Regions from separate parts of the Homo sapiens genome. Here region 2 is linked to region 1. Evidence: read pairs that join two places in POLR2A ChIA-PET (ENCODE). Cell type or tissue: B cell. All regions are shown on one strand. Links, peaks and the distances in the headings refer to the core of each region. The heading gives the core; the rest is flanking DNA. Region 1 overlaps CDC42SE2 (CDC42 small effector 2). Region 2 has its middle 19 kb from the start of CDC42SE2.

The links. Peaks named below come from ENCODE experiments on the same cell type or tissue, not always from the same donor. Only the 100,000 strongest peaks of a DNase experiment are listed, where the experiment ranks them.
Region 2: POLR2A ChIA-PET joins it to region 1 with 10 read pairs; 7 of 35 experiments call an interaction of 5 or more read pairs at or near these places.

Annotation. Positions count from the first base shown.
Region 1 is chr5:131,294,210-131,309,096 of GRCh38, reverse strand. The region is part of intron 1 of CDC42SE2 (CDC42 small effector 2); the gene reads right to left. Among named protein-coding and RNA genes, the nearest start is that of CDC42SE2, 38 kb to the right of the region's middle. In B cell, for the core only: no CTCF peak of the experiment used is centred there; no DNase peak of the experiment used is centred there; H3K27ac peaks cover 3,218 bases.
Region 2 is chr5:131,236,898-131,253,303 of GRCh38, reverse strand. It overlaps a transcript of CDC42SE2 not described here. Among named protein-coding and RNA genes, the nearest start is that of CDC42SE2, 19 kb to the left of the region's middle. In B cell, for the core only: no CTCF peak of the experiment used is centred there; no DNase peak of the experiment used is centred there; H3K27ac peaks cover 1,134 bases.

The DNA of each region.
Region 1 (14,887 bases), core at 6,050-11,049:
AGCTATCTATGACAAACCCACAGCCAATATCATACTGAATGGGCAAAAACTGGAAGCATTCCCTTTGAAAACTGGCACAAGACAGGGATGCCCTCTCTCACCACTCCTATTCAACATAGTGTTGGAAGTTCTGGCCAGGGCAATTAGGCAGGAGAAGGAAATAAAGGGTATTCAATTAGGAAAAGAGGAAGTCAAATTGTCCCTGTTTGCAGATGACATGATTGTATAGCTAGAAAACCCCATCATCTCAGCCCAAAATCTCCCTAAGCTGATAAGCAACTTCAACAAAGTCTCAGGATACAAAATCAATGTACAAAAATCACAAGCATTCTTATACACCAACAACAGACAAACAGAGAGCCAAATCATGAGTGAACTCCCATTCACAATTGCTTCAAAGAGAATAAAATACCTAGGAATCCAACTTACAAGGGATGTGAAGGACCTCTTCAAGGAGAACTACAAACCACTGCTCAAGGAAATAAAAGAGGATACAAACAAATGGAAGAACACTCCATGCTCATGGGTAGGAAGAATCAATATCGTGAAAATGGCCATACTGCCCAAGGTAATTTACAGATTCAATGCCATCCCCATCAAGCTACCAATGCCTTTCTTCACAGAATTGGAAAAAACTACTTTCAAGTTCATATGGAACCAAAAAAGAGCCTGCATCACCAAGTCAATCCTAAGCCAAAAGAACAAAGCTGGAGGCATCACACTACCTGACTTCAAACTATACTACAAGGCTACAGTAACCAAAACAGCATGGTACTGGTACCAAAACAGAGATATAGATCAATGGAACACAACAGAGCCCTCAGAAATAACGCCGCATATCTACAACTATCTGATCTTTGACAAACCTGAGAAAAACAAGCAATGGGGAAAGGATTCCCTATTTAATAAATGGTGCTGGGAAAACTGGCTAGCCTTATGTAGAAAGCTGAAACTGGATCCCTTCCTTACACCTTATACAAAAATCAATTCAAGATGGATTAAAGACTTAAACGTTTGACCTCTAATTAAACTAAAGAGCTTCTGCACAGCAAAAGAAACTACCATCAGAGTGAACAGGCAACCTACACAATGGGAGAAAATTTTCGCAACCTACTCATCTGACAAAGGGCTAATATCCAGAATCTACAGGGAACTCAAACAAATTTACAAGCAAAAAACAAACAACCCCATCAAAAAGTGGGCGAAGGATATGAGCAGACACTTTTCAAAAGAAGACATTCATGCAGCCAAAAGACACATGAAAAAATGCTCATCATCACTGGCCATCAGAGAAATGCAAATCAAAACCACAATGACATACCATCTCACACCAGTTAGAATGGTAATCATTAAAAAGTCAGGAAACAACAGGTGCTGGAGAGGATGTGGAGAAATAGGAACACTTTTACACTGTTGGTGGGACTGTAAACTAGTTCAACCATTGTGGAAGTCAGTGTGGCAATTCCTCAGGGATCTAGAACTAGAAATACCATTTGACCCAGCCGTCCCATTACTGGGTATATACCCAAAGGATTATAAATCATGCTGCTATAAAGACACATGCACACGTATGTTTACTGCGGCATTATTCACAATAGCAAAGACTTGGAACCAAGCCAAATGTCCAACAATGATAGACTGGATTAAGAAAATGTGGCACATATACACCACGGAATACTATGCAGCCATAAAAAATGATGAGTTCATGTCCTTTGTAGGGACATGGATGAAATTGGAAACCATCATTCTCAGTAAACTATCGCAAGAACAAAAAACCAAACACCGCATATTCTCACTCATAGGTGGGAACTGAACAATGAGATCACATGGACACAGGAAGGGGAACATCACACTCTGGGGACTGTTGTCGGGTGGGGGGAGGGGGGAGGGATAGCACTGGAAGATATACCTAATGCTAGATGACGAGTTAGTGGGTGCAGCATACCAGCATGGCACATGTATACATATGTAACTAACCTGCACAATGTGCACATGTACCCTAAAACTTAAAGTATAATAATAATAAAAAAATTAAAAAAAAAGGAAGAAGAGAAATTGTATCTGTTTGCTGATGACATGATCTTATGTGTAGAAAACCCTAAAGCCTCCACCAAAAAACTGTTAGAACTGATAAACGAAGTAAAGTTGCAGGGTACAAAATCAACAGACAAAAATCAGTAGCATTTCTTTACACTAACAACTAATAATCTGGAAAAAAAATTAAGAAATCAATTCTATTCACAATAGCCTCCAAAAAGTATATATATTTAGGATTAAATTTAACCAAGGAGGTGAAAGATCTGTAGGCTGAAAACTATAAAACACTGATGAAAGAAACTGTAGACAATACAAATAAATATAATGGTATCCCATGTTCAGGGATTGGAATCTTTAATGTTGTTAAAATGCCTACAATACCCAAAGCAATTTACAGATTCAATGCAATCTCTATCAAAATTCCAATGCTGTTTTTCACAGAAATAGAAAAAATAATCCTAAAATTCATATAAAACCACAAAAGACGTCAAACAGACAAAGCAATCTTGAGCAAAACAAAGCTGGAGGCATCACACTACCTAGCTTCAAAATCTACTACAAACTATAGTAATCAATACAGAACATACTGGCATAAAAACGGAAATACTGACCAACAGAACAGGATAGAAAGCCCAGAAATAAACCTACAAATTATGGTCAACTGGCTTTCAACAAAGTTACCAAGAACACAAAACAGAGAAAGGACAGTCTCTTCAATACAGCAGTCTCCCCTTATCTGTGAGGGATACGTTCCAAGACCCCCTGCAGATAGGAACCCTAGATATACTATGTTTATTCAATCTGATAAACTAGACAGCTATTAAGTGACTAATGAGCAGGTAGCATATACAGCATGGATATGCTGGACAAAGGATGATTTCCCAGGCAGGACAAGGCAGGACGGCACAAGATTTCATCACACTACTCAGGATGACACATAATTTAAAACGTAAGAATTGTTTATTTTGTGGAATTTTCCATACACTATTTTCAGATCATGGTTGACCAAGATTAACTCAAACTGCAGAATGCAAAACCACAGATAAGGTGAAACTACTGTAAATGGTGCTAGGAAAACTGGATATCCACAAGGAAAAGAATAAAAGTGGACCATTATCTCACACCATACACAAAAATCAACTCAGAATGGATTAAAAACTTAAATGTAAGACCTGAAACTGTCAAACTACTAGAAGAAAACATAGGAAAATAGTTACATGACATTGGTCTGAGCAATTTTTAGTTTTTTTAGATATAACCCCAAATATACAGGCAACAAAGGCAAAAATAAAACAGGACTGCATCAACTAAAAAGCTTCTGCACAGCAAAGGAAACAATTAATGGATTGAAGAGACAATCCACAGATTGAGAGAAAATATTTAAAAACCATTTATCTGATAAAGGGCTAATATCCAAAATATATAAGGAACTCAAACTGAATAGCAAGAAAACAACTTAATCAAAAAACGGGCAAAGGACCCAACAGACATTTCTCAAAAGAAGACAATAAACAGATGAATCTCAGCAAATCACAAGCAGCCAAGCTTCAGCCAATCACAAGCTGCCAACTGATCAGACCATGTTCAAATAAGGCAAAGGAGGAACTGTTAACTAATCAATCTATATACGTACTTGCTTCTCTTTTCTGTCTATACTTACTGCCCAGGTTGCACAGCAGAGCTCTCTGAACCTTTTCTGGTTCTGAGTGCTGCCCAATTCATGTACCATTCTTTGCTCAAATAAATTCTGCCACATTTACATTGTCTAAAGTTTTTCTTTTAACATAGAGACAAAAACTGGAAACAATTCATCAACTGGAGAATGGATAAACCTGTGGTATACACTACTCTCAATAAAAAAGAATGATTTTATACACCCATCAACATGGATTAATCTCAAAATAATTATGCTGAGTCAAAGAAGCCACACAAAGAGTATATACTGTATAATTTATACAAAATTCTAGAAAATAGAAACTAATCTCTAGTGGTGGAAAAGCAGATCAGCTAATCTCCTAGGAATGTGGGTGGGTGGGCAAAAGGAGGGCCTACAAAGGGCTGAGAAGAAACTTTTGGGGTATATTTCCAGTATCTTCAGTGTGGTTATGATTTCACAGGAATATACACATGCCAAAATTTATCAAGCTGAACACTTGAAATATATGCATTTAATTTTATGTTTAAATATTAATAACTGGTAGCAAGCCTGGTTAAAATGAAAAGCAAGATCCTTTTAATGCATTAAATTTGAAAATTATGGCCACAATCTTTCTCTTCAGAAAATAGCTCTTCCAAAAGTATATCTCAATGCTAAGGATCAGAAACACGATTACTAATCACAAAGAAAGCATATGCCAAAAACAGTACTCTAACTAACCTAGTATAATATAATTTGGCATGGGAAAAAGGAAATGTGGTGGATTTCAACATTGTTAATTCAATTATAGTCCAGAGTACCTCAGTCCTCCATTAAATTTGGTAGAAATTAGATTTAAAATACTGTCATTTCATTGTTGACCAAAAAGACATTTTACTATAATCATTCAATGAGTGTCATGTGGATACCGTTACTAAAATGGACTTCATATTCTGCTTAGAATTCATGAAAAAGTCATGAAAACAGATCCAATCTAACTGCTAAGCACTGGTATGCCTTGGTGCTTTTTGTATCATATTAAATGCCACCTCTATCCCTATCTACCTGTCATTTATACTGAAGAGACGGAGAAAAATGAATTATTTCCTTAGCTAAATTTAACCATTAAGTTTTATTTTAGGCCGGGTACAGTGTCTCATGCCTGTAATGCCAGCACTTTGGGAGGCCAGGGCGGGAGGATTGTTTGGGCCCAGGAGTTCAAGACAAGCCTGGGCAATGTAGAGAGACCCCATTTCTACAAAAAATACAAAATTTAAAAATTAAAAATAATAATAAATTAGCCTGGCATGGTGGTGCATGCCTGTGGTCCCAGCTACTTGGAAGGCTGAGGTGCAAGGATTCCTTGGGCCGGGAAGGTCAAGGTTGCAGTGAGCTGTGATCATGCCACTGCACTCCAGCCTGGGCAAGAGAGCAAGACTGTCCCAAAAAAAAAAAAGAAAATTATTTTAGACAGAAGCCAAAGTGTACACTCCATCTCTATGCAGAGATTTCTAGTCTCCAAGATAATCAGTCTCAGTTCCATCATATTGCTATGAAGACAAGAATGCATTTTTAAAGAAATTAAGTTATCCATGCTGTGTCTAAATACTTTTAGGGCAGTCACAAAGAAAAATTATGCTAGTTTTGCATCATCCCAAATGGCACAACTCCAATGAATGAGTACAGGCTGTATGTTCTACCTATTAGTACATCTTTCTGTTGTCACTGCTGCCTAAAAGTGGAATGTCCTGCCTTAGGGTATCTGTTATCAGAGGTCAGGATGTTAGGATCATGATTCAAAAGTCCTACTGATAGATGATTTAGACAAACTTTATTTAAGATTCCTTCCAAACCTCAGATCTTCTTATAAGTTAAAAATAAAATCGATTTTTAAGTGCCCAATCCACTACAATTCAAAAGTCTTAAATTTCAGCTGATAAACTACAAGAAGCCAAAGGCATAGGTCTTCCAGTAACATTTTGAGTACTTTCCACTTTTCCTCAAGAAACAGTAGCTTAAATTATCAGGCCTTGACCCTATTAAATCACTCTGACATTGAATGAAAAATAAGTACTTAAATATATGTCCCATTTTTATGCATGATCATTTAATGTCAAATACCAATTCCTTTCTTCTTCTCAAAGAAATACAGATCTGTCAGGGACAAATATAGACCTGTAAGAAATCTAGTTCAATTTCCTCACTTTACAGGCCCAGAAAGGTAAAGAAACTTGACTTAAAATCACTTAATTAGTACAATGTCTATTAGCACTGCAATAAATCACTGTCATTTATTTCCTCTGTGAATACACTGTAAAGAAATGCATATAATCATTCACTTAAACAGTTTAAGTGAAAAGTCATCTGGGCAATAATGTAGCCAGTGGCGACACTAAGACTCAACACATTTTTGTTTGATTCTTGCTATTATTTGCTGGTGCTGTTAACATTCCAAGACCATAAAAGTGTAAGATGTAGTTGAGTTACAGAAGTGGGTACAGGTGAGGGTAGGTGTAAATGAGGCAAAAACGTTAAAGGGGAAAGAAGCTATTTCTAATTGCTGGAATTTCAGAATCTGCTTGTCTTAAAAAAAAAAAAAAGAGTCATGAGGCAACAAAAACGGACTACTCCTGGTAAGTCATAATGATACAACCACTTTGTAAATAATTTCGCAACTTTCTTATAAAGGTATATATACATTTACCATGCTCCCCAACAAACCCACTCCTAAGAGAAATGAAAACATGTCCAGACAAAGAATATGGCTGAAGGAGGCAGTATAGAATAGCAGTTAAGAAAAGAGGTGCTGGTTGGACACGGTGGCTCAGGCCTGTAATCCCAGAACTTCGGGAGGCTGAGGTGGGTGGATCACTTGAGGTCAGGAGTTCAAGACCAGCCCGGCCAACATGGTGAAACCCCCGTCTCTATTAAAAACACAAAAATTAGGCTGGGCACGGTGGCTCACACCTGTAATCCTGGCACTTTGGGAGGCCGAGGCAGGCGGATCACCCGAGGTCGGGAGTTCGTGACCAGCCTCACCAACATGGAGAAACCCTGTTTCTACTAAAAATACAAAAATAGCCAGGCGTGGTGGTGCATGCCTATAATCCCAGCTACTGGGGAGGCTGAGGCAGGAGAATCTCTTGAACCCGGGAGGCGGAGGTTGCAGTGAGCTGACATCGCACCATTGCACTCCAGCCTGGGCAACAAAAGCAAAACTCCGTCTCAAAAAAAAAAAGCAACCAAAACTTAGCCGGGCAGTAGTGGCGCGTGCCTGTAATCCCAGCTACTTAGGAGGCTGAGGCAGGAGAATCGCTTGAGCCGGGGAGGCAGAGGTTGCAGTGAGCCAAGATCTCGTCACCGCATTGCAGTCTGGGCAAGAGAGTAAGACCCTGTCTCAAAAACAAAATAAAATAAAATAAGATAAAAAAAGAAAAAGGAGGTGCTGCTATCAAACTGTCTTCAGGGTTTGAAATCTGGCTCTGCCACTTACTAAGTGTACTGATTTCAGACAGGTTATTCCCCTCTCTCCATGCCTCAAAAAATAGGGGTATCAGAAAGGGAAGGGGGCTTAATATTATGATGATACATTATGCTAGCAATTAGCAAGTCAGAGTTGTTTTTTAGTCAGAGGACTTTTAACTTTTTTAATTTTTTTTTTTTTTTGAGACGGAGTCTTGCTCTGTCTCCCAAACTAGAGTGCAGTGGCGTGATCTTGGCTCACTGCAACCTCCATCTCCCAGGTTCAAGTGATTCTCCTGCCTCAGCCTCCCGAGTAGCTGGAATTACAGGCACGCGCCACCACGCCCGGCTAATTTTTATATTTTTAGTAGAGACAGGGTATCACCATGTTGATCAGGCTGGTCTCGAACTCCTGACCTCGTGATCTGCCTGCCTCGGCCTCCCAAAGTGCTGGGATTACAGACATGAGCCACCGCACCCAGCCCTTTTAAAATTTTTTAATTGAAATATAATTCTACATATTTATGGGGTACATAGTGATGTTTCAGTAAATAAAATGTATAGTGGTCGGGGTAATTGGCATACCCACCATTTCAAACATTTATCATTTCTTTGTGTTGGGAACATTCAATAATTCTCCTTTTAGCTATTTGAAGCTATATGTTATTAACTATAGTCATCCTCCCGGGCCATAGAACACTAGAACGTATTCCTCCTATCTAGTTGTAATTTTGTGTCCTTTAACCCCATCTCTCCTCTCTCCTTCTTCCCCCTACCCTTGCCAGTCTCAGAGGACATTTTAAAACACATATACACACCCACAGCAACGGTAGTGTACAATACAGTATTTAAGAGTTTATGTGTATTTTGTGTATGGTCAAATAAATATAGTTTCCAATTCTGACTGCCACAGAGAATTGTTGGGAGGTTACCTCCCTGAGATTTGGTTTCACTAACTATAAAACGAAGACAATGCCACCTCAGAGAATTATTGTAAGAATGTAGTAAGATGTATAAAGTGTTTACTTATTACAATGCTTGACATATCATAGCTAAAAAACGGAAACTATTTTATTATGCAATATGCACATTATAACTAGAATGACCATTCATCCTTCTTTGCTTGTGATAGTCACAATTTATGCCAATTTTTAAACATAATTTTTTTTTTTTTTTTTTGAGACGGAGTCTCGCTCTGTCACCCAGGCTGGAGTGCAGTGGCGCGATCTCGGCTCACAGCAAGCTCCACCTCCCAGGTTCACGCCATTCTCCTGCCTCAGCCTCCCGAGGAGCTGGGACTACAGGCACCCGCCACCACGCCTGGCTAATTTTTTGTATTTTTAGTAGAGACAGGTTTCAATGTGTAAGCCAGGATGGTCTCAATCTCCTGACCTCATGATCCGCCCGCCTCGGCCTCCCAAAGTGCTGGGATTACAGGCGTGAGCCACTGCGCCAGGCCTACAACATAATTATTAATGGCCATTCTCTATCTTGATATGTTCCAGTTTCGATGATAAATTATATGGTCACCCTAATTTATAACTAAAATACTGTCAAGATTTTTCCTTTATTTAGTTCTTTGTTCTCTTATTCCCTTTTTAGTGACATTTTCTCTTTCTTATCCAACTCACTGTCCCCCTTTTCCAACCTCTCTCTTGCTCTCACTTGTTCTCACTCCCCTTATCCAGGTGCTTGGCAACCTCAATGCTGCAAGTCCAGGTTCTGTGGTCCTAAACTCCTCAGTAATGGCATGTTTTTCAAATCTTATTTTTCTCAAATTCCCATCCATCCTTTCACTGAATTCCAGAATAAAAGCTAGTGACCCTAAAAACACTACCACGATCACCAACAATGGGATTAATATTCTAGTTCTCTAAGGATAACAACACTTTAACAGGAAACTCCAAGAGAGACAACACCTTAAGCCAAAGTAGAGAAACTAACAGCATAAATGTCAGATACTGTGACAGGCTGGGTAGGATAGACCATTTGAGAACTTTACTCTTCGAATCAAATAATTTAGGTGGGTTTCTACTAAATACCTATATCAGAACAGCCCTGATTCCCTCCTTTTTGCTGGTTCTCAGACAATCCAGTCAAAATACCAAAGGCTCAAAAACTAACATTACATTAATAGTTCTTAAGGGTTTTGTCCTATGCCCTCATCTTTCACTCTACAAATGCTCCCCTAGGTTATTTCAATCACTCCCCTGAGTTCGATTAGCATCAATGCTGATCGCCAAATCTACATTTCCAGCCCACAGCTGTCTCCAGCCCAAAGCTCTCCAGCCTAGTTGTCTTTTAATTTAGCCTCACACCCAGCTGCATGTAGTGCAGCTCCACAGGATGTGCTACCTCTGCTTCAAACTTTACTGAACCCTGCTTCTTAACTCAACTCTGCTTCTTTCTTACCATTACCCACCCCAATCCTATTCAATTTATTTTCATTAAATTCCCTCTCATCTACCCAGTTTACGAAGCCAGAAACAAGCATGTTATCCTTAACTTTTGCCTTTCCATCTCATCCCCCACAGCCAAACGGCCATGTTCTATTTGTCCAATCTGTTTCTCCCCAACACTAAGTCACCAGTAGAGTTCTAGGCACCACCATCATCTCTCAACGAATACCATAATAGCTGCTAACTGACCCCTGGTAACCACTCTTAGTCCCTCCAATTTGTTCCCCATTTTGGCTAGAATGATACTTCTAAAATGAATGTCTGATCATGTTATTCCTGACGTAAAACCCCCTTTAATGACTATTATCCTCAGGAAAGTCTCCTCGTATGACTTCTCAGGGCCTTTACCATTTGGTCCCCACATTTCTCTTCAACCTCATTTACTACCTCTTCCATTTGATACCCCATGACTGTGCCATCCAACCATTCTCAATTTCTTTCTGTTGCCTACAGGACATCACACTTACTGTTCACTTCTTTCTGTCTGGCATACTCTTCAGAACTTGATATGGCTATCATTTCCTTCAGGAATCATTCCCCAATCCCCCAAGTCTATTCAGGCCCTCTTCCAATATACCTTGTACCTTCCTTTCAGGGCATTTATATTACAGAGGTTATTAATCCTGGCTGCACCTCCAAATAATGGGAGAAACTTAGTCCCAGAATTTCAGATTCAGAAATGTGGCAAAATGGCATTCAATTCTGGGTGTCAGATTTAGCTTAGCAAAAAGCACAAGGGGAAGATATGACAGCCTTCAAAGATTTGTAGGTCTTAGCATAGCATGGGAAAGAGGAAGCCAACTTGTTATGGGGTACCAAAGATGGTGGTAACAAAGCCACTATGCAGAAGTTTCAGGAAGGCAATTTTTGGTTTAAAAAAAAGAAAGAACTATCTACAAGTCTAACTGCCCCCAAAAAGATACTGGGATGCCTAGAAAGTGGTGAATTCACAGTCACTAGAGGTTAAGTATCAGGGACCCTAAAAGAATTCCTATATTTGTGACGTCATACTAAATAATATCCACAGTTCAAATCAATTCTAAGATTCTATGGTACCTAAATTCATAAAATATTTTAAAGATGCCGGGCGCGGTGGCTCATGCCTGTAATCCGAGCACATTGGGAGGCCAAGGCGGGTGGATCACCTGAGATCGGATCACCTGAGTTCGGGAGTTCAAGACCAGACTCACCAACATGGAGAAACCCCATCTCTACTTAAAAAAAAAATAAAAATTAGCCAGGCATGGTGGTGCCTGCCTGTAATCCCAACTACTCAGGAGGCTGAGGCAGGAGAACCGCTTGAACCCAGGAGGCAGAGGTTGCGCTGAGCCGAGATTTTTCCATTGCACTCCAGCCTGGGCAACAAGAGTAAAACTCAAAAAAAAAAAAAAATTTAAAGATGACTAGACAGCAGCTGAATGAAAGCACATTACTCTAACCCACTCTAACAGGAAGCATAACTTCCTAAAAAATTAGATTTAACTGCCTATTTTACAAATAACTCAGTGAAACTACTCATAAAAATAGCTAAATACATTACGTTTTCGTGTATTAACTTTTTAAAGAAAAAAATGAAAAACTGTCATTAAGATTGGAAATAGGGAGAGTCTCCTAGTTTTTATTTGACCCTGTGTGAAAAGCCAAAAGAAACCAAGATGCTGATTTGTCGATCGATTATTTCTCAAAGGGTAAAATGACATCAAAAAGGCTTTTTTAGGATGTGGTAACTTTTATAATTTTTATAATTTTTAATTTTTATTTACTTATTTATTTATTTATTTTTGAAATGGAGTCTTGCTCTGTCACCCAGGCTGGAGTGCAGTGGCACAATCTTGACTCACTGCAAGCTCCGCCTCCCGGGTTCACGCCATTCTCCTGCCTCAGCCTCCCAAGTAGCTGGGACTACAGGCACCCGCCACCACGCCCAGCTAGTTTTTTTGTATTTTTAGTAGAGACGAGGTTTCATCATGTTAGCCAGGATGGTCTCGATCTCCTGACCTCGTGATCCACCCGCCTCGGCCTCCCAAAGTGCTGGGATTACAGGGGTGAGCCACCGCACCCGGCCAGGATGCAGTAACTTTTAAAAAGACTTTGTACACTAACAAATATTTGTTTTCTCATGTATACATGAGAAAGAGGGAAAGATGAGAAAGAGTTAAAGGTTTCTTAACGCCTTATGTAATTATAACAGTTATGGGTACAAGAAAAACAATGGAGAAGAATGGAACTAAATAACAGCCTCATTCTCTCTGCTGTCATATTTTATTGTATCTTCAGGTCAAAGTGATCTGGAAAGAAGCCATTTTTGCACGAGAAAGAACAAAAATGCAAAAAAAAAAAAAAAAGAATATAAAGTATTTAATCTGAAGTCATCCTTTTCCTATGACTTTTATAAAAAGCACAAAAAATGTCTAAATTAGTTACTGTCATCTTTAACTCACTACTATTTATATCTCCATACTTTTATTTTACAACTTAGAGAAAACATTCTACTTTCATCAAAATTTTAGTTTTAATAAATATGCTGCAATCTTAGGTTGGAGTTATTAAGAGAGGTGGAGTGGTCTTTTCTCCCCACAAGGAAATCTTTTATAATAATCTTCAATAAAAAAAAGAAAGAAAGAAAGAAAAAGAACTTGCAAAACATTATGTTTCCATACAACTTTACAAAACACATTTTCATATATGAAAGACTACTATAGAGAAGCAACATAATCAAACTGTAAAGCCTCTGTTATGGGTTGAATTTGCCCACTCCTCTCCCAAAAAGATATGTTGAAATCCTAACCCCCCCAGTACCTCTGAATGTGACCTTACGTTGCAGATGTTACTAGTTAAAATGAGATCATACTGGAGTAGAGTGGGCCCCTAATCCAATATGATTGTTGTCCTTTTAAGAAGCCAACAGTATGAAAACAGAGACACAGAAGGAGAAGGCCATGTGATGACAAAGGCAAGAGACTGGAGTAAAGCAGCTGCAAGCCAACGACTGCCAGCAAACCATCTGAAGCTAAGGTAAAGCAAGAAAGGTTTCCCCTCCAGGTTTCATGGGGAACACAGCGCTGTTGACACCCTGATTTTGGACTTCTAACCTTCAGAACTGTGAGACAACACATTTCTGTTGTCTTAAGCCACCTAGTTTGTGATACCTTGTTGTGGCAAACCCAGGAAATGAATACAGCCTCCATTTGATGAGGAGAGCAAAAAAAGTCACACAAATCTAAGTGTTATAATCATGTTCACTATAATCCATTACCCAATCAAAACAGGATTTTGGCCTTGCTTCAGTGTGGTCACTGTCTACATGGTCTCCAGCTCATCAAAACGGAATCCACGTTTCTATTAAATATCCCACTTATTCAGTATCTAGGCTAGACAGTTATCTAGGCCACCAAGTTTAATAAAAGTGTGTCTGTTTTCCCATGTGTTACAGGACAGTCGTGTTCGTATTTTATATTGTACATATTTTGACCAGATAGTACATACCCATAGTAAAACTGGATAAAAAGAAATGTGTTGGCCGGGTGCGGTGGCTCACGCCTGTAATCCCAGCACTTTGGGAGGCTGAGGCAGGCAGATCATGAGGTCAGGAGGTCGAGACCACCCTGGCTAACACGGTGAAACACCATCTCTACTAAACAAAATACAAAAACTTAGCCGGGCACGGTGGCGGGCGCCTGTAGTCCCAGCTACTTGGGAGGCTGAGGCAGGAGAATGGCGTGAACCCGGGAGGTGGAGCTTGCAGTGAGCCGAGATCGTGCCACTGCACTCCAGCCTGGGTGACAGAGCAAGACTCTGTCTCAAAAAAAAAAAAAAAAGTGTTTCACCCTCACTCTTCTGTCCACAAATCATCCTGTTCCCCGCTCCAGAGAGAAACATTATTACTAGTTTATTCTATGTTTTTCCAGTAAGATTCCATGCATTTATAAAAATACTATATATACTTATGTATGTGACGCATTTAAATGGTAGCATACTCTACACATTCTGAACCTTTTGTTAACCACTTCACATGTGTCTTGGAGACCATTCTGTATATGTAGAACTTGTTTTTCATTTGCAGTACAATATTCCATTATATGGATGCACCATAATATATTTAACCAATCCTCTACAGATAGACATTAAGGTCACTGCCAATACTTATCTTTATCACGATGATGCTGTAATAGCTATCTTTTTTTGTTGTTTTGGTTTTTTGTTTTGGTTTGGTTTTTTTTTTTTCAAAGTCTCAATCTGTCACCCAGGCTGGAGTGCAATGGCATCAACTCAGCTTACTGCAACCTCCACCTCCTGGGTTCAAGTGATTCTCATGCCTCAGTCTCCCAAGTAGCTAGGATTACAGGTGCCCACCTCCATGCCTATTTTTTTTTTTTGAGACTTAGTCTCACTCTGCCACCCAGAATGGAGCGCAGTGGCATGATCTCGGCTCACTGCAACCTCCGCCTCCCAGGTTCAAGCGATTGTCCTGCTTCAGCCTCCCGAGTAGCTGGGACTACAGGTGCATGCCATCACGCCTGGCTAATTTTTTGTATTTCTAGTATAGACAGGGTTTCACCATGTTAGCCAGGATGGTCTTGATCTCCTGACCTCATGACCCGCCCACCTCGGCCTCCCAAAGTGCTGGGACTACAGGTGTGAACCACTGCACCCAGCCTAATTTTTCTATTTTTAGTAGAGACGGAGTTCTGCCATGTTGGCCAGGCTGGTCTCGAACTCCTGACCTCAAGTGATCTGCCCGCCTCAGCCTCCCAAAGGGCTGGAATTACAGGCGTGAGCCACCACGCCCGGCCATGTACTGGCTTTTTATTATCCTTTCACTGAACTCTTTCTTTGCCATCCTATTTATAACTGCAATCTCCTGTTCCCTACCCTAGTAGTCACCATCTCCCTCCCATGCTTTATTTTTCCTCATAGTACTTTTTTAAGTTATCTGGCATTCTATATATTTCACTCATTTGTTGCTTGTCTACATCAACTAGAATGTAGGGCTCCATAAACACAAGAACTTTTGTCTCTTTCATTCGAAACTAAATCCCTAGTATCTGAGTGTCTGGCAAATAGCTAGTGCGCAGTATTTATTCAATAATTGAATGGTTTTATTTGATCCCAGAAAAGGGACAACATACCTTTCCTTCAAGGCAAAGTAAGTCACAGTTCCCAAACTGATGAGTAATTTGTCCTCTTTATCTTGTATTAATTTTCTATATTATGTCAAATAAAATTATTATATTTTTGTGTGATCCAGATTTGGATCACAGAGTATATCAGATTGGATATACTCTGTGAAGCC
Region 2 (16,406 bases), core at 4,325-9,324, 54 kb after region 1:
TTAGCACTGTTATGTATTCCAACAGCTCTTTTCACCTCATACTACCTCTGACATCCCTTCGCCACTGAGGTATTCCCAAGCTCACCTCCCGTACACCCAAACAGCTTTTGGCTGCTTCTCTTTTTTTTTAGGATATGGCTCTTTATCTTGACCTTGCTCTCAGACCAGCCTTACCATGCGATGAGTGTTTCATTCTCTGACAGAGGTCCTGCAGCCACATGCAGACTCTGCCCATCTTCTGCTCTGGCTCTATCTCTAGTCAGGAAGCTGCTGAATCAAGAAACTGCCACCACAGCTTCCGGCTCCAGCATTACCCTTGTGCGAAGAGGAAGTTGCGCAGTTTAGAAGTATTATCACAGAGATAGATCTAGTGGAGGAAATTTGACTTAACCTGTGTGGGTCCAGAAAGGATTCCTAAAAGAGCAGATGCTTGAGAGGAATTACCCGAGAATGGAGGGAAAGTTGAAATTCTCTGTGCGTAGAAGAATAACATGTATAAAATCAGGAAGATATGAGAGGCTGATGCCTTTAGGGAACTAGAGAATGAGTTCAGGGCTAGAGGAAGGGTGCATGTGGGCCCAGATGATGCTGGACCTGCAAAAAGAGGCACTAGATCATGATAAGGAGTTTTTTGTTGTTGTTGTTTTTGAGACGAAGTCTCGCTCTGTCACCCAGGCTGGAGTGCAGTGACGTGGTCTCAGCTCACTGCAACCTCCACCTCCCTGGTTCAAGCAATTCCCCTGCTCAGCCTCCCGAGTAGCTGGGATTATAGGCACACGCCACCACGCCCGGCTAATTTTTTTTGTATTTTTAGTAGAGACGGGGTTTCACCATGTAGGCCAGCCTGGTCTTGAACTCCTGACCTCAGGCAATCCACCCGCCTCGGCCTCCCAAAGTGCTGGGATTACAGGCGTGAGCCACCGCAACTGGCCGATAAGGAGTTTGACTTTATTTAGAATATGATAATGAGCCAGGCAGGAGGACAAAAGGTACTAATGATGTTGCTTTAAGAGTAGATGTTGCTTTAAGAGTAAAGTTCAAATATATGAACATATGCTTAATGTATCATACAAAACCTTTGAACTTTAAAATAGTCTTGCTTTACTTTAATTAATTATCCTTGATAAGCTTCTTGTAACCTTCATTCATAAAGGATAGTATGTGAGAACCTGAAATTATAGTACCTACATGATTCCTTCCTTCCTTCCTTCCTTCCTTCCTTCCTTCCTTCCTTCCTTCCTTCCACTCATTCTCTTTTTCTTTCTCTCTTTTTTTCTTCTTACTTTTTTGAGACAGGGTCTTGCTCTGTTGCTCAGGCTGTAGTGCAGTGGCACAATCATGGCTCACTTCAGCCTTGACCTCCTAGGCTCAAGCGATCCTCCTGCCAACTCAGCCTCCCAAGTAGCTAGGATCAGAGGCGTGTGCCACCATGCTCAGTTAATTTTTATTTTTTTGTAGAGACGAGGTCTCACTATGTGTCTAGGCTGGTCCCGAATTCCTGGGCTCAAGTGATCCACCCTCTTCGGAATCCCAAAATTCCGCAATTACAGGCACAAGCCACCATACCCAGCCCCTGGTTTATTTTTTATTAATTGGAACAGTTTTATACTAGCTGGAGTTATCTCCTTAGAAGAGTAATTGCACACATATGGGATTCAACCTGGGCAATGTTATTTCCATGTGGCAGTCTGCTATTCATGTACTGTTTTCCAGACAATTTTTTTTCTTTTTTTAGTTTTGCTTTCTCTCACAATATAAAATTGCATATTCTATCTTACTAAAAAGCATGTTAAATGCAAAGATAAAAATATAAGAACCTGTTAGAAGAGGCTGATGACTTAAAAGAGAAAGGAAATTAACTTACTTGATGTTAACATTTTGGCTGTTTGACAAGCTGATATCAGGGAATTTTCTAAATGGGGAAAAGATGAAAGTTTTCTTGAAAATGATTACCTTTAGTAAAAAGAATTATCTCCACAGTGATTTCTTGGTGTAGAAGAGAAAGAATTCAAAGAGGATTATTATGCCCTTCTACTCCAGTCAAGACCTGCCCAACATATTCTTTTGCGCACTACAAAAGCATTTCAGTTCTACTTTCATATTCTGTTAACAGATAAATTGTAATTGAATAAAACAGATACACAAAATGTTAAGTCATTTATTTGTTATTGCTAATCATTTCTTAGCTTTGTTTTTATATAGTTTTATTGTATCTATATATTCTTTTAAAATACATTTAAAAAATTTAAAATTAATGAAATTTTTAAAAGCAGTTTTAGGTTGACAGAGTGGAAAGTACAGAGAGTTCTCATATAACCCTACTTCCCTCTCTGTCCGTCCCTCCAATTCCCCCTTTTGTTGACATGCTGGATTCATGTGGTATATTTGTTGTAATTGCTGAGCCAATATTACCATAGTATTTTTTAAGAGACCCTGGGATCTTGCTCTGTTTACCAGGCTGGGCTCTAACTCCTGAGCTCAAGCAATCCTCCTACCTCAACCTCCCAAAGTGCTGAGATTACAGATAGAGCCACCACGCCTGGCCCAAGCTATAGTTTTGTTAACTAAAGTTCATAGTTTTTACATGAGGGTTCACTCTTTTTATTATATGTTTTGTGGGTTTTGACAAATGTGTAATGACATAGTATCATCCAGAATGGTTTCACAGCCCTGAAAATCTCCTATGCTCCACCTATTCATTTCTTTTTCACCTTCCCACCTCCCCCTACCCTGGCTCCACAGTCCCTGGCAACCATTGATCTTTTTACTGTCTCCACAGTTTTGCCTTTTCCAGAATGTCATATATTTGGAATAACAATATGATTTTCAGATTTACCTATTTCACTTAGCAATATGTATTTAAGTTTCCTCCATGTATTTCTGTGGCTTGATAGCTCATTCTGAAATTGTTGTTTCCTCTATGTAATAGTGTAGAACCTATTCTTTTCAACTAACATGTGTCAATATAAGTTCACATTGTTGCTGTCTCTGTAAATTACTTATTTTGATTGTTGTATAATATTTTCTGTTGAAATGTACCACAGATTATTTATCCACTCTCCTGTAGATGGGCATGCATCTGGGTTGTTTCCAAGTTTTTGCTTTTGTAAAAAGTGGAGCTATGATTGTCCTTTTACCTGGTGCCTGTTGTATATGTGCAAGAGTTTCTCTTGATGTATACCTAACAGTAGAATTGTTGACTCATAGGGTATATGAATATTCAATTTGGAGTGATAATGACACAATTTGCCAATTTGCATTTTCTGTTTTTGTTGTTGTTTAGTACCCATTATGCCCCAGAACCAACTTTCATTTTCATAAGCAATGGATCCACAGCCTTCCCAACACTTAGCACAGACTCCTTAAGTTGCTGCCTTTTGAATAAACGTAAAATGATATCTCCCTATGCTCTTTTTTTTTAGAGACAGCATCTCACTCTGTTGTCCAGACTGGAGTGCAGTGGTACAATCATAGCTCACTGCAACCTCGAACTCCTGGATTCAAGTGATCCTCCCGCCTCAGCCTCCTGAGTACCTAGGACTACAGGCATGCACCACCACACCCAGCTAATCTCTGCAGTCCTTATTTGCATTTTTCTGATCAATAAAGCTGTCGAACAAAAGTTCTCAATTTTAATATTGTCTAGGAGATGTTAATTACAAAGAGTTTTTAACTTTTGTTTTTGACAGTAAAGTCATCAAATCAAATGGAGGAGATTTTGTATATAGTGCCAGGTAGGAATCCAGTTTCTTCCTGCTATATTTATTAAACAGATCCTCCTTTCCTCATTTTTCTGACATGGCATCTTTATCATATATCAAACATTTATGTGTGGGTCAGTTTCTAAGATATCCATTCTGTTTCATTGGTTAATTTATTTTTTGCTGCACCAATCCCACACCATCTTATTAATTTTAGTTTCATAATAAATATTAATAGTTACTGGGACAAATCCTCTCTCCCTGATACTTCTTTAGAAATAACCTGGCCGGTCGTGGTGGCTCACGCCTGTAATCCCAGAGCTTTGGAAGGCTGAGGTGGGCAGATTGCCTGAGGTCAGGAGTTTGTGATCAGCCTAGTTAACATGGTGAAACCCAATCTCTACTAAAAATACAAAAAACAGCCAGGCGTGGTGGTGTATGCCTGTAGTCCCAGCTACTCGGGAGGCTGAGGCAGGAGAATCACTTGAACCCAGGAGGCAGAGGTTGCAGTGAGCCAAGACTGCACCACTGCACTCCAGCCTGGGCAACAGAGCAAGAGTCTGTATCAAAAAAAAAAAAAAAAAAAAAGATGTAACCTGGCTATTCATGGACACTTATTAATCTTCAATATATATATTTTAGAGTAATCTTATCAAGTTCCATTAAAGCTCTTGTAGGAATTTTAATTGGAATTACATTGGGTATTTTGATAAATTTGGGGACAATTGATACATTCATAATAATAAGTCTTCCTACACATTAACACAGGTACAGCTCTCCATTTATTCAGAACTTTTTCGTGTTTCTTAACAACGTTTTATAATAATTTTCCGTAAAGAGGTCTTGGCTAACTTCTGTTAGATTTATTCCTAGATAGTTGATATTCTCTGATATTACTGTAAACAGTTTATTCTCTTTATGTTTTCTAGTTGTTTGTTGCTAATATGTAGTAATGCAATTGACTTTTGTTTCACATCAGATATCTTGTTAATTTGAAGATTATTTGGGGTTTTCTAGGTAAAGAATCATATCAACCACAAATACAGTTTTATTTCCTCCTTGCCAATCCTTATGCCTCTGTACTTGTTAGGACCACCAATGAAGATTAAACAGAAAAAATGACAGGGGAATCTTCATCTCATTCCTGTTTTAAAAGGGAATGCTTCTGCCGGGCATGGTGGCTCATGCCTATGATCCCAGCACTTTGGGAGGCCAGATGGGCGGATCACAAGGTCAGGAGTCTGAGACCAGCCTGACCAACACGGTGAAACCCCGTCTCTACTAAAAATACAAAAATTAGCCAAGCATGGTGGCATGCGCCTGCAGTCCCAGCTACTCAGGAGGCTGAGGCAGGAGAATCGCTTGAACCTGGGAGGCAGAGGTTGTAGTGAGCTGGGATCGCGCCACTGTATTCCAACCTGGGCAACAGAGTGAGACTCCATCTCAAAAAATAATAATAAAAAAATAAAAAAAAGGAATGCTTTTAATATTTTCCCATTTAGAAGGATGTTTCTTTAGATTTTCTAGTATAGATACTCTTAATCAAGTTAAGGAAGTTTCCATCTATTTCTAATGTACTAAAATTTTTTAATTATTTAAAAAATTGTAAATAATTTTTAAAATTATGAATAGCTATCAAATTTTGTAAAATACTTGTTTTATGGCTGGGCATGGTGGCTCATGGCTGTAATCCCCAGACTTTGGGAGGCCAAGGCAGGAAGATCACTTGGAGCCTGGATTTCAAGACCAGGCTGGGAAAACAAAGAAAGGACCTGTCTCTACAAAAAGAAAATTAAAAATTAGCTGGGCTTGTTGTGCTTATAATCCCAGCTACTTATGAGGCTGAGGCGAGAGTATCACTTGAGCCCAGGAGTTCCAGGTTACAATGAGCTATGATCCCGCCACTGCACTCCAGCCTGAGTGAGAGTGAAACTCTATCTATACAAATAAATAAATAAATAATTGTTTTACATTTTTTTTTTCTGAGACGGAGTCTTGCTGCGTCATCAAGGGTGGAGTGCGGTGGTGCATTCTCAGCTCACTGCAGCTTCCACCTCCCGGGTTCAAGTGATTCTCTTGCCTCAGCCTCCCAAGTAGCTGGGATCACAGGCGCCCACCACCATGCCCAGCTAAGTTTTTTGTATTTTTAGTAGAGACAGGGTTTCCCCATGATGGCCAAACTGGTCTTGAACTCCTGACCTCGTGATCCACTCGCCTCGGCCTCCCAAAGTGCTAAGATTACAGGCATGAGCCACCTCGCCCGGCTGTTTTACATTTTTAATATGATCATACAGCATTTCTATTTTAATCTGTTGATGTGACAAATTATATACATACATTTTCTAATATTAAACTATTGGTTGTAGGATATTACCTTTTTAAAATACATTGTTGGATTTGATTTGCTAATATTTTGTTTAGTGTTTTTGCAAAAATACTAAATACTATTTGTCTCAATAAAAGGTACTACTAAAAACCTAGCAAGAGACATAGAACAAAAGATTGAGGAAAATCTACAAAATGAAATGGAATTAAAGCAAGTATTTAAGAGGATTGGTGCACTGGGCATGGGGGCGCACGCTTGTAATCCCAGCACTTTGGGGGACTGAGGCAGGCAGACCACCTGAGGTTGGGAGTTTGAGACCAGACTGGCCAACATGGAGAAACCCTATCTCTACTAAAAATACAAAAATTAGCCAGGCATGGTGGCACATGCCTGTAGTCCCAGCTACTCAGGAGGCTGAGGTAGGAGAATCTCTTGAACCCCGGAGGCAGAGATTGTGGTGAGCTGAGATCACGCCATTGCACTCCAAACTCTGTCTCAAAAAAAAAAAAAAAAAAGGATTTGAGTGAAAAATATAGGTATGGAAGATAAGAAAAGAGATCCAACATATGCATAATTGGTGTCCTCACAAACATGGACCCTCACCCACCCTGAAAAAGAACCATCATACGTATTTAAAGACGTAAATCAAGAAAAATTATTTATCCAGATAAAAGGTAACCTAACTCTATTATGGACCAACCTACATGAAACATATCCTAGCAAAAAAGTTATTGAATGTCAAAAACCAAAAAAACCTGGCAAAAATTTAAGTCACAAAAATTGTGTCTGTGATTTCTTCTTTTTATTTTATTTTATTTTTTTGGGACAGAGCTTCACTCTTGTCACCCAGGCTGGAGTGCAATGGTGATCTTGGCTCACTGCAACCTCTGCCTTCTGGATTCAAACAATTCTCTTGCCTCAGCCTTCTGAGTAGCTGGGATTACAGGTGCCCACCACCACTCCCAGCTAATTTTTATATTTTTAGTAGAGAAGGGGTTTCACCATGTTGGCCAGGCTGGTCTTGAACTCCTGACCTCAGGTAATCTGCCTGCTGCAGCCTCCCAAAGCGCTGGGATTGCAGGCGTGAGCCACCACACCCAGCCTGATTTTTTTATAGCCCTGACTAGAAGTCAATAAAATAATATCCTCAAGGAACCCAAAGTCCTCAGGGAAAGAAAGCATGACTCAACAATTTTATGTCCAGTTAAATTGTTTTTCAGGTATAAAAGTAATAGAAGTACAATTCTCAATATGAAAGAATTCAGGCAATATAACCCCTGTGAGTTCTTCTTGAACAAACTACTTGAGGATTTACTTTCAGCCAAGTGAGAGATGGAGAAACTGCAGCAAAAGGACAAAATGTGAAGTATTGAATTCATTTAGCTGTCATAGACTGTAAAATAGACTATATAGACTAAAACAATAGACTAAAATAAAAGTCAAGTTTATGGTTAAAGATAAAACATAAATGTCATAAATTCTGATGTTCAAGGAATGTTACTTTTAATAAAAGTAGAAACAGGAAGAAAAAAGAAGGTAAAGGCTCAAGTAACTTCAAGTAATATGATTAAGAAAATTCATCTGACACTGGGATTTTTAAAGAAGCTCTCCAGGTGATTCTAATATGCAGGAGAATTTAGGCACCATTACATTATGAGAATAACATTAATTACTCACCTGTTTAAGTCCCAGTGAACCATGGTAAGCCACCAAACACTGTTAACTTCTATCAGCCTTCAGAACCCTTTAACTAGACCAGGGGACAGCAGTGTGTGACAACTGGTATGTTAAACATTATGTGAGAAGACTAAGTATTTTTTTTTCTTCTTCTTGGTATGACACATTGTTTCAATGTACAATCTTGGTAAGAACAGGCTGTTCTTGACTATGAACCTGGTCAATTGTTATAGCAATCACCAACAAGGGTTACATTGAATAAACCCAATCAGTATGTCAGTACCCAGAACAGTATCAATTATGGTGACTGACAAAAGAACAGTAGGCACAGCACAGACTAAAAATAAATAAATTAGAAAGCAAACACACCAAAACCCGAAAATAACCACTTGTAAGAGCTGGTATCTAGAAAATTCAAGAATGTTTGTTGCCTCCTCCTTGGGAGAAGTTGGGGACCAGCTCCCAGACATTATCTTTGTCTTTTCTTTCCTGTTTTCATAATTATTTTCTGATTCCATTCTGGGTTTTCCCACCAGTCTATTGGTTGGTTTGTGGATTTGCTCCCATAAGGCCAGCTGCAATTCTGAGCAGCCACTGGTAACCACTATCTTAGCTTTGCCATTACATTTTCTTTGTATACTTCAGGAACAGCTCCTGCTGTCCCTTATCATGATTCCCCCCAGTAATTTTCCCGCAGTAATTCTGAGTCCCCCAACTTCAGCCATAAAAAATACACATTTTCAAGTTTGTTTGTTTTTGCAGTGAATCCACCCCCCTTCAGAGTGATCTGCATATTTTTAATTTTTGAGGGCTGGTGGGCCTTGTTGCTGTGACCTAACCCAACAGGTCTTGGAGCATATTCCTCAGCAGCCCCTCTTTTTTTTATTTTGAGATAGGGTCTCACTCTGTTGCCCAGGCTGCGGTACTGTGGCATGATCTCAGCTCACTGCAACTTCTGCCTCCCGGGTTCAAGCGATTCTCTTGCCTCAACCTCCCGAGTAGCTGGGAGTACAGGCATGTGCCACCATGCCCAGCTAATTTTTCTATTTTTTGTAGAGACAGGGTTTCACCCTGTTGGCTAGGCTGGTCTCGAACTCCTGGCCTCAAGTGATCCACCTACCTTGGCTTCCCAAAGCGCTGGGATTACAGGTGTGAGCCACTGTGCCCGGCCTGAAGATGTTTTTTGTGTGCTTAAAATTGAACATGTTTTCTGCAGTTGAAGTTACAGTGTTCCCCATATGTCCATTAAGTCAAGTTTGCTAACCATATTGTTCAAATCTTCTTTATCTTTTCTGGTATTTTGGGTCTTCTTATTCTATCAGTATTGAAAAAAGTAGATTCATATCACCCACTATGATTATAATTTTGTCTAATCGTATTTGTAGTTACATTTATTTTTGCTTTTTAGATGTTGGGGCCACTTTATGAAGTCCATACAAATTTAGAATTATTCTGTCTTTCTGGTGAATTGGACCTGGGTATTTTATCATTGTGGAATGGTTTTCTATCTCTAGTACTACTTTTTGTTTTAAAGCCTGAAATTATTAAAGCTACATCAGCTTTCTTATGATTAGTATTTGCATGGTCAAAGTTTTTCCATTCTTTTGCTTTCAACTTCAGGATCTTCACTGAAAAAAGTGAGAGTTTACTGAATTCTAATTTGACAGCCATTCTATTGTCTTCTGGGTTCCATTGCTGTTGCTGGGATCTAACTATGGCTCCCTTAAAGGTATAAACTGCAGATATGAGCCTGGGCAGCAGGAATTTCAGCTCAGACAATTCATCCGCTTTCTCACAGACTGAGATTATGAGTCTGCTGGGCTAAATCAGAAGTTACTTTACAAGCAACTTTAAATTTGTATTGAAAACAGAACTTCTCTATTTTCACCAATAATCATTGTTTTAGGAATGACCAAATTCTGAGACCAGGATTGGCTACATAATTTGTAGGGCCCTGTGCAAAATGAAAAATGCAGGGCTGCTTGTTTAAAAATTATTTTACTTTATTTTTTTTGAGACGGAGTCTCGCTCTGTCACCCAGGCTGGAGTGCAGTGGCGCGATCTCGGCTCACAGCAACCTCCACCTTCCGGGTTCATGCCTTTCTCCTGCCTTAGCCTCCCGAGTAGCTGGGACTACAGGTGCCCACCACCACGCCCGGCTAATTTTTTGTATTTTTAGTAGAGATGGGGTTTCACAGTTTCACACTTTAGCCAGGATGGTCTCGAGCTCCTGACCTCGTGATCCACCCACCTTGGCCTCCCAAAGTGCTGGGATTACAGGCGTGAGCCACCGCGCCCGGCCAAAAATTATTAAGAATATCAACTTGGCAATAGCAAAACATTAAGCCTAGTGCAGGGTCCTGTGCAACTGCACATATTGCATACCCATGAGGCTGCCTGTGTGAGAGGGACTATGCTTGCTGAACTCATCTGCACAAATGGACTTATTTGTTCCATTAGGACTGCAGTGAAATTCAAAAGGAAAGAAAAATACAAAAAATGAGTCATAAGATTACTCAAAGATTTCATTTTAGAGGTCCACTGTCCCTAAAAGGACTAAGGATGAGTAAGTGCTTATTGCTCCAGGAAGTTCTCAACAGTTCTGGGATCCTTTACTAGTAATTTGCATGATTGTAAGAACTAGGCTTAGATAATTTCCTAACCAAAAATCAGTGCCCTGTGCCCTTTGTTCACAATGTTGACATGACCAGTATGACTGATACACCACCTCCCTTGAACCTTCTGGGAGGCTTTTCTCAGTGTATAGTTCAGGCACCATTACTTACCCTAGAAAAATGAAGACTACTGCAACTAGAAAGAATCTTGGAGTGTTGGCCAGCATCCAGTAAGAGGTTCTTAGACCAACATAGCCACCTAACCTTTGAATCCTGGCTGCCTGAAATTTTTGGTTACGTTAAAAAATGATCAAACAAGAGCATACATATTAAGTAGCTCCTGTCGTATAGGTGGTGGCTGCCAGAACTTGTGGACAGATGTGATAGAAATGAATTTTTTAATTATATAATTTTGAACTATTTAATTCAGCTAAAATGACACCAGACCCATTTGATGAATAAAAAGATTGCATGAAAAAAAGGAGTCATAAAATTTTAAGAAGAAATGGATAACCTTCTTGCAAACATGAAAACTTTTTCTAGAGAGAATATATAAACAAATGACTTCTTATGATTCTCAGCTGTTGACTTCAGAAGGCCACTTATTCTGATTATAATAAGCAAGCAGAATGTCAGAGATGAAAGGACTCGCTTTTGTTCAATTTACTACAAACGTCACCACTTGTAAGAAGGTAGTACTGAAGCAGAAGGAAAAAAGAATCCAGAATTCAGTTCTGTTTTCTGAACATTTTCTCATGTTTTGGTTTGGTAAAGGACAACTACTACCCGTCCTTTAGATTTCGCTGTGGAAATAATAACTTAGATGAAACAAATGCATACCGGCAAGTAAATAATAGTTGTGTGATGTATGCCTGGAAGAGTATCAAGCCAAAATAAAATTCAGATATCTGATAAGATACCAGGCTTTCATTAGGTGGGGCAAATGAATAGCAATACTATTATTCATTCATTCAACAAATGCTTATTGAATTTTTACCATTTGTCAAGTGGCAAGATAGTGAAAAATAAAAGATTTTTATATATACAATCTTGCATATATGTAATCTATTATATAGAAGATTGCATAATATATATAGTACCAGAGATTAAAGAAAGAGGAAAAAGGCAGGCAAAAGGACTAGGAAGTGGACAGGGGTTAAAATTTTAAATAAGGTGGTGGTCAAGGTAGACTTCACTGAGAAGATGACATTTGAAGAAACGCTTGAAGAAGATGCAGGAATTATGAGAGTTTGAGTGTTTGTGTATATGAAGAGATTGAAGATAAAAGAGAAGAAATCAATAATGGAAGAAAGTCTGGGAGGTGAGAAGGGGGTGAATCAAGGGGTGTAGGCAAAGGGGGTGTGCTCAATAAAGGGGAAAGACAATTCACTTTCTGAGATCAGAGAAAATGACCTAAACATGAATTAAGAGTAAAAGGGCAATTGTAACTTGTTGACTTTTATACAAAGTTAAGGTCATATTAGCAACCTTAAATCCTGTGGGATGTGATGAAGTCTAAAGAAATAGTGATGATAATTAATAGAAAAAAGAAAGGTAAAAATATATAACTTTGAGGCCTGAGGTATAGCATAAGGAAAAACAAGCTTACTTTAGAATAATGCCCGGATAGGTTCAGTGTTTAATAAATTATTATGACAGCTTATAAAGAAAGCACCAAGCAAAATAAGGCCATGACTTTATAACCATGAAAAAAACATAAAACCGCTGGGCGTGGTGGCTCACGCCTGTAATCCCAGCACTTTGGGAGGCCGAGGTCAGGAGATCGAGACCATCCTGGCTAACATGGTGAAACCCCTTCTCTACTAAAAATACAAAAAACTAGCTGGGCGTGGTGGTGGACGCCTGTAGTCCCAGCTACTCAGGAGGCTGAGGCAGGAGAATGGCGTGAACCCAGGAGGCGGAGCTTGCAGTGAGCCGAGATCGCGCCACTGCACTCCAGCCTGGGCGACAGAGCAAGACTCCGTCTCAAAAAACAAAAACAAAAACAAAAACAAAAACAAAAACAAAAACAAAACCCATAAAACCATCTGAAGGAAATTCAGGAAACTAAAGTTATCCACCATACACCAGAAATGTATCATCGATAAACACTGGTCCCCAGCAATGAAACCAAAAATGAATTAGATTATGGCATATATTTTTCATTTTCTGACAAAAGAGTGTTTCCAAAATCACTGATATGAGCACACTGTTTTCCAGAACTAAGCTTTGGGACAAATTCACCATAAGCCCTTTTATGTTTAAAAGCAATTGGGAATATAACATATATTTTTACCATGATTTTATTAAAACTGGGGAATTGCTACTCAAAACTTTATAAACCAGAGGCTGCAACATCAAATCATGGTGAACAAAGGTGTAGGTCACTTATTCTGTGATGATCTCACAATGCAAGGATGTTTACTCTTGGAGAAACTTGCTTAATATACCCCGACGCGTTTGTGTTTTGTTTGTTTGTTTGTTTAACAAAGAAACTTGCTTAAGTTCTGAATAAAATCTACCTGAAGCTCAAAGCAGAAGGCTAAGAGTTATGTTTGGTTTCACCTTAATATTATAAATGCACTTTTCTGATATCTTTTATAAGGTTCTAAAACAAATGGACAGTAGATATTAAATGTAGTTTGACAGGTAGCCAAACAAAAATAAACATACAGAGAAATGTTAGGAGAGAAACCCAATACTGCTATATTTATGAATGAATGACTAGAATGGAAATGTAGTTTAGATTCTGAGCTAAGACAAAACATAACAAAAATTCATGAATTTTTAAATTTAGAAAACTGTTGCATAAAACATGGAGAAATAGTTAAAGTCTGTAACTGAGCCTATAAGAAAGACAGAAAATTCCCTGGTGCCAGAAATTGCTGATAACTGATTTCTAGAGTGGAAAGTGTATGAACTGATACTAAGATAGATTACTGGATACAAATGTTCACCCCAATAGCCAGAGGGTGGGGTTTAACAATCAAAGGAGAACATAAAATATAGTCTTGACCCTTCTAAAGCAGGGATATAAAACTGATACTTCCTTAAGAAAGCAATGATCTAATGAAGGAGTTCCCCTCTAGGAAAGAGGAATAGAAAAACTGTCAGATAAGAGTCAAGGAAGCTCGCTCTAAGCTGGACTCTGTTTGGGATAGAGATCCCCTTCCCCAAATGAGAAACCAGACTTAAAGTTAAGCTTCTTCCAGATGAGGAATCTGAATTTATTCTACCCCTATGGTGAGGGAAGTCCAAGCTGAGGCATTAATATTAAAACTGATGCAGGACCCCAGTGAAAAATACCTAGGGTGCCTGGCAGAAGCAAACACAAAACTGCTCTATAAGGTTGTTCTTTCAACAGTGGTCCATGAATTTTACACTGAAGCTAGGTTCACAATAAAAAATGGCAAAGTCACTCAAAATACACAATAAAAAAACAACAAAACATATAAAATTAGATTACAGTCCCTCCAAACACAATAAACAGGAGGATAAGCAACCTTAAGGCCTTGAGTTATAGAAAAATATTTCTTTTTTTCTTTTTTGATACAAGGTCTCGCTCTGTTGCCCCGGCTGGAGTGCAGTGGTGTGATCATGGCTCCCTGCAGCCTTGACATCCTGGGCTCAAGTGATACTCCCATCTTAGCCTCCTGAGTAGCTGGAATTACATGCATAAGCTGCCACGCCCAGTCAGAAAATGTTTCTGAAAAATAATTATCTTTCAAGTTATTAAAAAGATTTTAAAAATTTTGAAAAAATAATAATGTTTTTAATATATATATATTTCTTTCTTTCTTTCTTATTTTTATTTTATTTTTTTTTGAGACAGAGTCTGTCTCTGTCGCCCAGGCTGGAGTGCAGTGGTGCAATCTCGGCTCACTTCAACCTCCGTCTGTCTCCTGGGTAGAAGCGGTTCTCCTGCCTCAGCCTCCTGAGTAGCTGGGATTACAGGCGAGCGCCACCATGCCCAGCTAATTTTTGTATTTTAAGTAGAGACGGGGTTTCACCATGTTGGTCAGGCTGGTCTCAAACTCCTGACCTCGTGATCCACCCGCCTCAGCCTCCCAAAGTGCTGGGACTACAGCCGTGCCCGGTGTAATAATAATTTTTAAAGATAAAAAGATTAAAGAAAAGACAAGAATCAAAATTATAGGATAATGCGTATGAAAGACAACAGACAATTTTGATTTTGAAAAACATAAAATTTCTAGAAATTAAAAAATGTTATTTGAATTGAAAAATTCAATGAGCTACTTATTAGAGTACAGATTATACACACCTGAAGAAAAAAAAATAGTAAAATGGAAGCTAGAGAAAAATAATATTTTTTAAGGTTTTCTTTTCTTTTCTTTTTTATTATTATTTTTTTACTTTAAGTTCCGGGATACATGTGCAGATTGTGCAGGTTTGTTATATAGGTATATATGTACCATGGGCTTTGCTGCACCCAACAACCCATCACTTTTTTTTTTTTTTTTTTTAGACGAGTCTGGCTTTGTCGCTCAGGCTGGAGTGCAGTGGCACGATCTTGGCTCACTGTAAGCTCTGCCTCCCGGGTTCACACCATTCTCCTGCCTCAGCCTCCTGAGTAGCTGGTACTACAGGCGCCCGCCACCACGCCCGGCTAATTTTTTGTTTTCGTAGTTTTAGTAGAGACGGGTTTTCACCGTGTTAGCCGGGATGGTCTCGATCTCCTGACCTCGCGATCCATCCGCCTCGGTCTCCCAAAGTGCTGGGATTACAGGCATGAGCCACGGTGCCCCGCCCCCGTCATCTAGGTTTTAAGCCCCACATGCATTAGGTATTCGTCCTAGTGCTCTCCCTCCCCTTGCCCTCACCCCCGAGAATTTATTTAGATGCATCATGCAGTGGGAAAGGATGAAAAATACTATTGAGAGGTTCTGAAACATGAAGAATAAACTGATAGGCCCAATATATGTCTGATAGTGGTTCACAAAGAGTAGTAAGAATGCAAGACAGCCTATATATAAAACATAATGGCTGATAATTTTCCAAAGATTATGAAAGAAGTAAATTCCCAAATAGAGGAACACACTGAGAATAGAAAAGAATAAATACAAGTAAAATAAGGCAATGTGCAATGGCTCACACCTGTAATTCCAGTGCTTTGGGGGGCCAAGGCAGGAGGATCATCACTTGAGGCTAGGAGTTTGGAAGAAGCCTGGGCAATATAGCGAGACTCTGTGTCTACAAAAAAGAAAAATATTAGCTGGGCCATGGTGGTGAGCGCCTACAATCCTACATAGTCCTAGCTATTCAGGAGGCTGAGCAGGAGGATTGCCTGAGCCCAGGAATTTGAGGCTGCAGTAAGCTATGCTCGTGCCACTGCACTCCAGCCTGGTGACAGTGTGAAACCCTGTCTCAAAGATAAATAAAAATAAAATGAAAGCAAAAAAAATGTGATGTATGTATGTCCAAACACATCACAGTGATACTACAAAATTCCTAAAAAAGAAAGAAACTCTTAAGGAAACCTTGAGAAAATATGGACGTTGCAAAATACCTCAGATATAAAGAAAAATCAGAAAGGCAACCCAGAAGAACAATTTCACTGAAAACAGATACATCAGTAGCAACTACAGAAATCAGAAAACAAAGAATAATTATTTCAAGGTGCCGAAGGGGGAAAACAAACATCAGCATAGAATTCTGTATCAAGTGAATCTATCATTCAAGAGTGAAAGAGAAGTAAAAAGATTTCAGACAAGCTGATTGAGGCAGTCTGCCTCTTAGACTTTTTCAGAAAGAACTTTCTTAATAGAAAGAGAAATGAATTAAGGAAGAGTGGGATGCAAAAAACAATGATGATCAAAGGATTTTTAAATATTGACTTAATTAAACAACAATAAAATGACTAAATTTGGTTTAAAATGAGGTGATCCCTGCTGTCTCCCACAAACAATTTTATTTTTTGAGAACTAGATGAGCTTATTTTAAAGTTTATGTGGAAAAATAAGCCAGAATAGTTGGGAAAAAATATGAAATAGAGGAGTAATGAATGGGAACTCTGTCTATAAGCTATTAAAACATTTTATAAAGATAATTAGGGTAATGTGGTTTGGG